Regions from separate parts of the Homo sapiens genome. Here all the other regions are linked to region 2. Evidence: chromatin loops called from intact Hi-C (ENCODE). Cell type or tissue: GM12878. All regions are shown on one strand.

Evidence for each region. A loop is a pair of places that touch in the nucleus more often than their neighbours do. Peaks named below come from ENCODE experiments on the same cell type or tissue, not always from the same donor. Only the 100,000 strongest peaks of a DNase experiment are listed, where the experiment ranks them.
Region 1: it touches region 2 in a loop (3-fold over the local background); 1 of 110 quality-filtered maps calls a loop at or near these places.
Region 3: it touches region 2 in a loop (2.0-fold over the local background); 1 of 110 quality-filtered maps calls a loop at or near these places.

What each region holds. Positions count from the first base shown.
Region 1 is chr3:131,713,251-131,717,250 of GRCh38, reverse strand. All of the region lies in intron 3 of CPNE4 (copine 4), which reads left to right. Among named protein-coding and RNA genes, the nearest start is that of MRPL3, 210 kb to the right of the region's middle. RefSeq lists an enhancer at 2,153-2,472. In GM12878, a CTCF peak has its summit at 1,026; a DNase peak (open chromatin) is centred at 2,240; H3K27ac peaks cover 2,445 bases.
Region 2 is chr3:131,547,201-131,551,200 of GRCh38, reverse strand. CPNE4 (copine 4) reads left to right here. Exons shown (of 16, transcript NM_130808.3): 14 at 1,121-1,254. Among named protein-coding and RNA genes, the nearest start is that of MRPL3, 46 kb to the right of the region's middle. In GM12878, a CTCF peak has its summit at 1,671 (motif pointing left); a DNase peak (open chromatin) is centred at 1,630.
Region 3 is chr3:131,628,347-131,632,346 of GRCh38, reverse strand. All of the region lies in intron 7 of CPNE4 (copine 4), which reads left to right. Among named protein-coding and RNA genes, the nearest start is that of MRPL3, 130 kb to the right of the region's middle. In GM12878, no CTCF peak of the experiment used is centred here; a DNase peak (open chromatin) is centred at 2,006.

The sequences.
Region 1 (4,000 bases), 170 kb before region 2:
AAAAAAAAAAACCTTTGTTGAGTGTTTTTTACATGGAGTAATATGCCAGACAAATGCATTTGTACTAAAAGCTTTGTGAAGGACAGGCAGAACTTTTTACCCTTTGTGGTTTCACAGGTTTTGACACTTTGGCGTGAATGGGGGTTTTGCTCTTTTCGCTAAATTGCTCCTCTCCAGTATGATCAAGCAAAAAGAAAAAACATCAACATTTTCCTTCTTTAAAACTCCAGAGTAAAAAGAAGGTCCTTCTTCCTGTGTTCTGCCTAGATAGGCAAGGAATGGCTAGATGCAGATGTTGGGCACCCCCGGGCAGGGCAGGGTCAGAGTCTGAGGCACTGTTTCCTAGTGCTGACGTGTACATGGTGTGGGGTCTGATGGTCTGGGGTCAAATCCCAGCTCAGCTGCTCTCAACTTGTTTGTCCAGAGGCAAATTCTTGCAGCCACTTAAGCCTCAGTTTCTTCATTTGAAAAATGGAAATAATAATAGTGCTGACTTCAAGAAAAATTGCAAGGATCAAGTAGAATAATGCACATAAAATGCTTAACAGAGCCCCCGGCATGGAGGGAGCACTCGGGATGGGGAAGCTGTTATTACTGTGGCAAGAATCTAGGAAATGATGGGAAGAGGCAATGCTTGTAGAGACCAACATGTTTTCAGAACAAAGGGGGAAACATACAGCGTGAAAACATTGTGAGAGAGCACCTACGTCCTGGGCGAGTATAATAGTAAAACTGAACTTACATTGCTCAGGTTTGTCAAGTATTTTACTGAGTTGGATTTTAAATATTGTGTGTGTACACACACGTACACGTGTATTTATTCTTCTGATACTATTTTTAAGTAAAAATTGTTTTAAATCAGGTCTCTGAAATAATTTGGGGCAATTATTTTAATTTGGGCCTTAACTGTGGCAAGATAGGGATTGCCACAGTTAAGGCCCTAAAGGAAAGATAAAGTGACTTCCCCAAAGCCACACAGGAACTCACACATTCAGAGTCTGCCTCCTGAAGGCTGCTGTAGTACTCGCTCTGTCTGGCTGAGTTTGCCACATTCTCACTCAGCCTTGTGAAACAGCAGGACTCCTGGCCTTTAGGAAAGGAAAATAGAAGCCTTAAGCATGCTAGAAACTGGCATTGGTCATAAAGCTGAGTATAAGCACAGCAAGTGACTTCACACTGAGCAAAAATGCCAAATAAAGCAAAGAAGGCTGAGGTCCTCAGGGAAACTCAAGGAGAATTGACCATTCTTGACAGATGGATGAGGGGGATGCATCACGAGGACATAGGGTACTCAGAAGCTGCCTCTTTCTGGGTAAGTTTTGAGACCTTCCTTAGATTTCTGTTGCCCAAAAGAAATCAAGGAGCTAAGCCCCTCTTCTGCTACATCCAATAGTGGGTACGCCAAAGAGAGATGTGATCCTTCACTGCCTAGAACAGCAAGCTGACCTTCTTTAATGTGATGCATTTATTTTCTCTTTCACTGCTTATTAACTCATTCATTCATCCTCATATTTTCCCACTTCATCCACCAAAGACAGTGGAACTGAGTCATAAATAAGAAAAATAATTAAAGAAATTTTTAAACTCCAGGCACTTTTATTTAGTAGGCACTGGGTGAAGCTGTTGCTATACTGCACTTCATTTAATCAGCACAACATCCCTGAGAGGTAGGCACTACCATTATTACCATTTTACAGCTGAGGAAACTGAGACTGAGTAAAGCTCAGTAAGTTATCCAAGGTCACACAGCAAGTTGTCGATCTCTTTAGCTCCAAAGCCCTGTATAATCTTTTCCATCTATTCTAATAGCTTGTCACTAACTAGTATAAATGATCAAGTAGCATCTATGAATGCAAAGTCAAATTGGAGTTGACCTGGCTAGTTTTTGGTGTCTTGTTTCTTCTTAAGTTTATTTGTCTTACACAGAGCTGATAGAGGCAGACTAGGAATCCTTTTGCAGATAAATGGGCTTGATCATCTTCCCTCTGGGCTTCTCTACTGAATTTACTTTAAATATAATATGGCTTCTTAAAAAATGGCAGTGTGTCAACCTCCGAAAACCAAAATCTTACAAACTCAGCACCCAGAAGGTGCATTGCTCTGGCCTTCCTTTCATCTTCAACCATGATGAAAAATCCCTTATCAAAATTCAGTGGTTGCACCTGGGTTTCATCATTGCTTTTCTTGCAGGCATTTTCTCTTCTCAGTGGTTTGGAGACAGTTATGACTGTGTGAAGTCATCTTCTCTTCATTGTTGTGTGGCTGTTCTTCAGTGTATGTCTCCTCCAGAAGTTCAGAGGACACCTGTCAAAGCCAAGAACTTCCTGCTTTCTGTCATCATAAGTGGGGCTGGGAAATCCCTGACACCTTGAAGAAGTCCTGGGCTGTCAGGAGTCCTCTGACCCTTATTCATGAGAGAGAGATTATATACCATCTTCTCTCAGGGCAGTGGTTCCCAAACTTGAGCATGTGGCAGAATCACCTGGAGGCATATTAAAATACAAATTGCTAGGCCTCACCCCCAGAGTTATGATTCAAAAGATCTAGGGAGAGATTCAATAATCTGCATTTTCTAAGTTCCCAGGTGATGCTTATTCTGCAGGTCCAGACATCACACTTTGAGAAGCCCTGCCCCAATGCCTCATGTAAGAGGATGCTAATGAATCTTGGACACTGTATTACTAGTTTCAATCAAGAAAGGAACCAGTGTTTTGGGTAATTATCTGGAGAAATTGAAGAGGACATAGAAAACATCTGGTGAACAGAAAAAAGTTGCTTTATAAAGTTTACACTACAAAAAGGCCAATGTACACAGCTTTCAGTTTATGCTCTTGGTAAAGATTTTGAGTGCCAAAGTTTTTTCTCCCATTCATTAAATGAAGTTAAATGGACTTATTATCCATTGGTTTCCTTCCTGACATAAGTGAATGTTAGGATTATGTCAGGCACAGTGGTCCCTGAAAGAGTGGGCAGACCACAAGCTATTGATCAATGGGTATTAGGTTTAGTGTCGGGATGAGCCAGGTTGCTGAACACTGGGTGTTATGATGATGCTGAGGGTGCTACCCAAACTCAATGTAATGCCCACAGTAAGATTCCACAGGTTAGCATTTTGTTGCATACTATCTAATATCCTCATGGTATAAAATTGATGACCCAGGGAAGTCAAATTTACACATTACAGCAGGGAAGTCATTCTCCTTCTGCTTCTCACATGCAAAGCTTGCCCTTACTTTGCAGAATTACTGCAAGCAGAAGCCACGTGAGTGATGAATGATGTCATAAGTAATCACATCATCTCAGCTCCCGTGGACTAGATAAGAAATCCTGGGAAGTAGTGCCATTTTTTTTTTTACTGCTGTCTTTTCTGCTCATAGGCAGCTGGGATTTAAGTAGGGTGGTTGTGGGTGAGAAGGCCCCATTTCTACAGGGAGAATATAATTAATTCTTGCTCTTTTTTTCTAACTTCTAAACAGGCAAGGAATCATAACTTTGGATCCTAGAAACATCCCTCTGCTTTCTCTGGAGTCCTCCTTTTATACTTTGAAATCTCCTTTAGTGTCCTGGATTGGAGTCATGAGTCCTATGTCTTGATCTGCCATCAACTCTCTGTATGGCCTTGGGCAGTTTGCTTAACCTCTCTGTGATATGGTGACTTCATCTATAGAACAAACATTTTGCATTGATTCATCTCTAAGTTCCTTCCAGTTCTAATAGTCAATGATTCTCATTCATCTCTTTCCTTTTCTTGTTTTCGAAATTCAGCATCTCTCCACACATTCTCATTTCTTTTCAAGACACTCTCTCCCCCTTCCACTACCCTTTCTCATCTCATCTCATCTCAGCATGAAGTATTTATCTCATGTAAAGTCATAGATGTCGTTCAGTCATAGATGGTATCATTCTACCTACCTGGTAGCCCCCAGGAAAACAACTGTATTTAATTTCAAAGATAGTTATAAAAAGATGTATTTAGTGACAATTAACACAGGCCCTTTTC
Region 2 (4,000 bases):
AACAGAACAGAACTTGCTCATCTAAAATACCCAAGAGCTATTTTGCAGTGCATGGTGGTTATGGAGAATAATCTCAGGAGGGAATTGTGTGGATCCCTCTGGCCAAAAACAGGACTAATGTGCTATTTCAGAATAGAAAGGGATAGAAGGATAAGCTGAATAGGGGAAGGCAAGCAATAACACAGGCACAGACAACAAGAGAAGCCATTTGAATAAAAATCATTTGTAATGAGATTATTGCTGTGGGATCAGAATGATAACATGAAATGTACAGTCAAGATGTATCAAGTACTAGGAGAAGCTGTATAGATAGGACTGCCTCTCCTGGCAGAGTCCCATCCTTTTCTATTTCCTGGGCTCATATGGCCTCAGGATGGAAGCCCCCTTTTAAATGAGGGGTTGTCCGTGATGATAACCATCACTTATCTGTACTCAGTGCCCAGGAGATGAGTATATCAGCCACTTTGCTCATTCATCACACACTTGGTGAGCATTACATTTGCTCGATACTGCCTCAAGCTCTTTGGGGAAATACAAAAAATAAGTAAGTCATGATTCCTGCCCGCAGAGTATAACATCTGGAGAGATGGTCATGGGAACTCCTGACTCTTATAGAGGGCACGGGTAGTATCTACTAGAGTCAACAAGATCGTGTGGAAACAAGTGCAACATTGAAGCTAGCTTGCTAGTGGCTAAGAACACAGTGCTTAGAGCCAGGCAGACCCAAGTTTAAATCCTGAGTCTTGAACACACTTGCTATGTGACCCAGGGCAGATCATTGAACATCTCTAAGCCTCTGTTTCTTCACCTATAAAATGGGTATAACATCTATTTCATTATGCTATGAGGAGCGAATGAAATCTTATATATAAAGTAGGATATTAGGGAAAATTTTGTGGAAATCGTTGCTTTTGACTTTAGCTTTTAAAGAGGAGAATGATTTCAGTGGGGAAGGAGACAGCAACACTAGCAATGTGGTATTCCTTTTTATCTTAAGAACATAAACATGATGTTGATAAGGACTATTTGGGATATTTAATGCTTTACTTTTGTGTGTGTTTGGCTATAAATATATTTGGAGTGACTCTGGAGCTGTTGATCTTTGCCAATTTCACCTCAGGAATTCAAGGAGTTGTGGAAGCCTATCAGAGCTGTCTTCCTAAGCTCCAACTCTACGGTCCCACCAACATTGCCCCCATCATCCAGAAGGTTGCCAAGTCAGCGTCAGAGGAAACTAACACCAAGGAGGCATCGGTAAGGAGGGGGCTATTTGCCTCCTAAGGGGAGCTTACTCTTCCTCACCTGGATATTGGCCGTAAGACCCATCTCACTCTAACAATAAATTCCAACACTTCTCCCTGTGTGAATTTGGACAAATGACTTAACCTCCTCCTATCCTCAGTCTTGACATCTGAAACATGGGGATAATCAAACCCATCTTTGCTGGGTTGTGAGGCTAAGAGATGACACATGTCAAATGTCTACCACATTGTCTGAACACAGGAGAAACTCAACAATGGAAGCTACTATATTCACTAAAGTATGTCATATCCACCTCCTGTCCTTGAAAAGAAAAAAGAAAGGTTTAAAAATAAGCTTGCTTTTTAAGGTACCCATACTACAGATGGAAGCAAAGCACCATGGAAGTAAAACAATGGATGATTCTGCCTCCTGGTGGTAAAGCGCAGCAGCACAAAACATCACAGCAAAAATTGGTTTCATATTCTATTGCTTTTCTTAAGAAAAATGCAAACCAAGACCAGAGTTTGAGTTTTGCCCCTAATATTTTAGAAGTAAATATATTACCACAATAACTTCTGTATTTATTTTAATAACATTAATACATGTCTTTTTAGCTTTATGATTTTTTCCAGATTTAGTGGAATATTACCAATGTCTGAAGTTTGCTCTGTAATTTTATCCTGGGTACTGAGTTTTTATTTAAAAAAATACTACTCCCTTATCTTCTTACATCAATTCATCTAACCTTCTTGCACTGTCTTCATGTTCTCAGCCTTCCTTCATGTTAGAATGGATGGAGGACCATGCTCCTACCTCATGTCAACATCTTCTTTTGTGTACTTGAGCACATCTCTGAATTATCCAGGAACTTTGACTCTGCAGTTATATTCTCGCTCTTTCTCCTATCATCTATTGTTTTCTTTTCTACTTCCCTTTGTACTGAAGACTCATTCCCATTAACAAGTACTCATTCAATAATATCTCCTGCTTTAAGTTAATATCTCCCCCTTGACTCTGCTTTGCCCTTTAGCTACTGTCCTTAACTTTTTCCCACTTATAATCTGCACTCCATGCAGAAACCAGATTGATCTTTTAAAAATATAATTAGTATTGCAGCATTCCTTTGTTCTAAATTCTCTAATACTTCTCATCATACTTGGAGTAAAATCTAAATTCCCTGATATGGCTTAGAAGACATTATAGGATCTAATCTCTGCCTACCTCTCTGATCTTAATTCTTATCATTTTCTCTTTCGCTCCCTATATTTCAGCCACACTGACCTTCTTGCTGTTCCACAAACACACCAAATATATTCCCACCTTGAGGCCTTTTCACTTACTGTTCCCCTGCCAGGGTTTCTCTCACCCAAACCTCCATATGATCCATTCTCTGACTGTGTTAACATCTCTTCTCAACTCTCAACCCCTCTGAAAGTTCCCCCTGGCTACCTTATCTAAAATAGCCAACCCACCCACCCGCACCATGTCTCAGCTTTACTTTTCTTCTTAGTACCCATCATCATCTGAAATATTTTAGGTGCATCTACTAACCTGTATATTTTATGTCTCTCTACTTTCATATGGAAGCTCTACAATAAGACTTGTTCACTAGTATATCCCTAGTACACAAAACAATGCCTGCACACAGTACATGCTTAATAAATACTACTTAAAGAACGCATATAAAGCCACTCTACTTTTCATATATATATATAATGAAAAGTACTTTACATTTTCTTTTGTAAAACTGGTGTGTATCTTAAATATTGCACATCTTGTACGCCAGAAAATACAGTGTTCCTGTTTTCATTATAATTTGAAGTCTCTCCTACTTAAAAAGATCCAAATTCCCAAGGTCCCTAGAGAGAACAACAGTCACTGCATGTCTTTGGTTCAGTCCACTGGCCCTTCCATACATCTCATTATCATCTTCAGCTACTCCGGGCTTGGGTCATTGAGTGACATGAGCAATTCCTACAAGGGAATAGGAAGTTTGAAGCAAAATTTTGTTTTAGACTCATAATTTTTCCATGTCCTTTTATTAACATAGTTGACCACAGTTTCAATCTGCTACACAACATCCATCAGGTGACCCATAGCTATCCATAAGAAACAAATGGGTCTGATCTGTGGGGCATGTTCTCTCATCTCCTCTGTTCATTACATCATGTTCTTGAAATCACTAACCGGTGGTTTGACTGTGAAAAGGACTGGAGACCCTGGGGAGCTAAGTGTGTGTTACTTCAAATAATTACTTTAGAATAGTGAATATATAAAACTGTGGATATATTAGCCTTTATGCTGGGCAGAGACACTCTGTAAGCTGAGATCTTGTCCAGCAGTAATGCTGAGGATTTAATCCAAGCCAAGTCTTTTCCAGGTGTGAAAGCTAAGAAAATCATGACTCCTCTCTGCTCATTTTTCCTCTTCTTTTCAGAAGCCATGAACACTATTAGGTTTTTTTTTTTTTTTTTTTTTTTTTTTTTTTTTTTTTTTTTTTTTTGCGACAGGGTCTTGGTCTATCACCCAAGCTGAAGTGTAGTGGCACAATCATGGCTCACTACAGCTTTGAACCTTTTGGGCTGAAGCATTCCTCTGGCCCCAGCCTCCCAAATAGCTGGGACCAAAGGCATGTGCCACCACGCCCAGCTAATTTTTATATTTTTTGTAGAGGTGGGGTCTTGCTATGTTGCCCAGGCTGGTCTCAAACTCCTGGGCTCAAACAATCCTCCTTCTTTAGCCTCCCAACGTTCTGGGG
Region 3 (4,000 bases), 81 kb before region 2:
TACTTCATAGGGTTGCATGAGATAATGGGAATAATGAGGCGGAGCACAGTGGCTCATGCCTGTAATCCCAGCACTTTAGGAGGCCAAGGTGGGTGAATCACCTGAGGTCACGAGTTCGAGACCAGCCTGGCCAACATGGTGAAACCCCGACTCTACTGAAAATACAAAAATTAGCCAGGCATGGTGGTGCACGCCTGTAATCCCAGCTACTCGGGAGGCTGAGGCAGGAGAATCACTTGCGCCCAGGAGGCGGAGGCTGCAGTGAGCCAAGATCGTGCGCAGTGGTGCAATCTTGGCTCACTGAAACCTCTGCCTCTTGGGCTCAAGCGATTCTCGTGCCTCAGCCTCCCTCTTGTGCCTCAGCCTCCCGAGAAGCTGGGACTACAGGGTGCCATGGCACTCCAGCCTGGGCGACAGAGTGAGACTCTGTCTCAAAAAAAAAGAAAAAAGAAAAAAGTGTTGGGGAGGGGGGATAATTACGTGTAAAGCACCTATCACAGAACTGGCACATAGTAGGCCCTCAAAAAATCTAAAATCTCCTTCCACAACTCTCCCATTCATCTCCAGTTTCTCTCCTCCTGCAACCCCTCCTACATTTCCCCCACACAAAAACTACTACTTCAATGTTTTATCAATACTAAATACTATTTAGTATTATAAGAGGCAATTCTCTCATTAAAATACACTTTGTGATGGGGACCATATTTCAATGATCCCTTATTATTAACTGAAGAAAAAGAAAAATGTTAATAATTTCCGGTTTTCCGTATAAGGTAATACATTGAACTGGGAGAAAAACAGGTAGCAATTTAAAAATACAGAGTCACAAAGTAATTTCTCATTAAATTAAATATTTCATTGTTGAATTGAATTGTTTATTAAGTCTTTTTTCGGTTTGAAACTGTGCAAACCCAAACCAGTAGCTCCATTTTCTAGGCCTACTGAAGTTCCCTGTACCTTTCCCACATAAAACTACTATATACAAAACTTTCAATCAAAACCAAAAATCCCCGGAGAGACATGTCAAAGGATGGGGATTGGATTGGGGAAAGCTAAAGACATAGAAAATTTCTCTTTAAAATGTTTTACTCTGGAATTTCAACTGGTTTTGTCTTCTCTTGGGATTCAGAAAATGATTATATTAACTCTAATGATTTTATGGTGACTTTATAAAAAATGGATTTAATTTTAAAAGGTCAAGGGTAGCCATATTCTGAGAAAAAAGATATCTGAAAATATGTCATTCTGCATGCAATTGTAATTTCCACAGAAGTAAAGGCCTGGGAGGTCATCCAAGTAATGAGATTTCATGCTAATTCCCCAGTTAGTCACACACAGTGAGCTCACAGTCCAAGTGGCTTCAGACTTCTCTCGAAGCTGAGGTGGCTGGAGAGGAATTCTCCATGATTTAGAACTTCAGGGTACCCTGATGTTGTCCTAATCAGCAGCCTGATTCTCCTATCTGCTGAGCCCCCAAAGAGAGGTTTTTATCTCCCTATCTCTACATCTACTATATTTCATTGAGTCTAAGACACACATTTTATTCATATTCTTCTTATGTCTTGGAAATCAGGTTTCATCTTATAATCTATTGCTATTGGTCAGTCTGTCCAGAAGAACACTTTGTGTGATGGAAATATTCTATATCTGTTCCATTCAATATGGTCACCCCTAGCCACATATGTCTCCTGAGGACTTGAAATATGGCTGGTGCAACTAAAGAGGTCAATTTTTAATTTTATTTTATTTTCATTGTTTAAAATTTAAATAGCCACATATGTCTAGTGGTGGGCCTAATGGACATCATAGGTGCAAGTCAAATTCTTAAAGGAAGGATTTAACTTTGTTTCTTCCACTCACTTGAGAAATGACTAACTTGAGACTCCTTTAAATTAAATTTTCTGTTTGAGGTTTTTTCACTGCACCAGTAGTGAGTTCAGACTGAGGCCCTGAGTACAGTAGTTCCCCTTTATCTGTGGTTTCTCTTTCCAGAGTACCAGTTGCCATTGGTCAGCCACAGTCTGAAAATGTTACATTACTACTCATGCCCTTTGGGGCTATGATTAAGTAAAATAAGTTACTTGTACAAAAACAGTGTGATACTGTGACAGTAGATCTGATCATCAAGATGGCCACTAAGGGACTAGCCGGCAGGTAGAATAGATGGACAAAGGGAATGATTCGTATCCTGTGTTGCAGGACAGCGTGAGATTTCATCATGCTACTCAGAACACATGCAATTTAAAACTTACAAACTGCTTTTTTCTGGCATTTTTCATTAAATCACAATGCCTACATCATTCACCTCACTTCTTCTCATCATATAGCAATTTTATCATCTCATATCATCACAAGAAGAAGGATGAGTACAGTACAATAAGATATTTTGAGAGTAAGGGAGAGGGAGAAAGAGAAGGAAAGAGGGGGAGAGAGAGAGAGAGAACGAGAGAGAGACCACATTCACAAATGCCTATTACAGGCATACTTCAGAGATGTTGTGGGTTTGGTTCCAAACTACTGCAATAAAGTGAATATCACAATAAGGAGAGTCACACAGATTTGGGGATTTTCCAGTGCAAATAAAAGTTATATTTACACTATTGACCAGGCACAGTGGCTCCCACCTGTAATCCTAGCACTTTGAGATGCCAAAGCAGTCAGATGACTTGAGGCCAGGAGTTCGAGACCAGCCTGGCCAACATGGTAAAACCCCATCTCTACTAAAAATACAAAAATTAGCCAAGCGTGGTGGTGCATGCCTGTAATCCCAGCTACTTGAGAGACTGAAGTATGAGAATTGCTTGAACCTGGGAAGCGGAGGGTGCAGTGAGCCAAGATCACACCCACCGCACTCCAACCTAGGCAACAGAGTGAGACTCTGTGTCAAAAAAAAGTTATGTTTACAGTATCCTGTTCTTTATTAAGTGTGCAATAGCATTATGTCTGAAAAAAAAAGATGAACATACCTTAATTTAAAAATATTCTTGCTAAAAAATGCCAATAATCATCTGAGCCTTCAGTGAGTCATAATCTTTTTGCTGGTGGAGGGTGATATGGTTTGGCTGCGTCCCCTCCCAAATCTAAACTTGAATTGTATCTCCCAGAATTCCTACGTGTTGTGGGAGGGACCCAAGGGGAAATGATTGAATCATGGGGGCCAGTCTTTCCCGTGCTATTCTCGTGATAGTGAATAAGTCTCAATGAAGGCAGAAATAAAGATGTTCTTTGAAACCAATGAGAGCAAAGACACAACATACCAGAATCTCTGGGACACATTTAAAGCAGTGTGTAGAGGGAAATTTATAGCACTACATGCCCACAAGAGAAAGCAGGAAAGATCTAAAATTGACACCCTAACATCGCAATTAAAAGAACTAGAGAAGCAAGAGCAAACACATCCAAAAGCTAGCAGAAGGCAAGAAATAACTAAGATCAGAGCAGAACTGAAGGAGATAGAGACACAAAAAACCCTTCAAAAAATCAATGAATCCAGGAGCTGGTTTTTTTTGAAAAGATCAACAAAATTGATAGACCACTAGCAAGACTAATAAAGAAGAAAAGAGAGAAGAATCAAATAGATGCAATAAAAAATGATAAAGGGGATATCACCACTGATCCCACAGAAATACAAACTACCATCAGAGAATACTATAAACACCTCTATGCAAATAAACTAGAAAATCTAGAAGAAATGGATAAATTCCTGGACACATACACCCTCCCAAGACTAAACCAGGAAGAAGTTGAATCCCTGAATAGACCAATAACAGGCTCTGAAATTGAGGCAATAATTAATAGCCTACCAACCAAAAAAAGTCCAGGACCAGACAGATTCAGAGCCAAATTCTACCAGAGGTACAAGGAGGAGCTGGTACCATTCCTTCTGAAACTATTCCAATCAATAGAAAAAAAGTGAATAAGTCTCATGAGGTCTGATGGGCTTATCAGCGGTTTCTGCTTTTGCTTCCCTCTCATTTTCTTCTGTTGCCACCATGTAAGA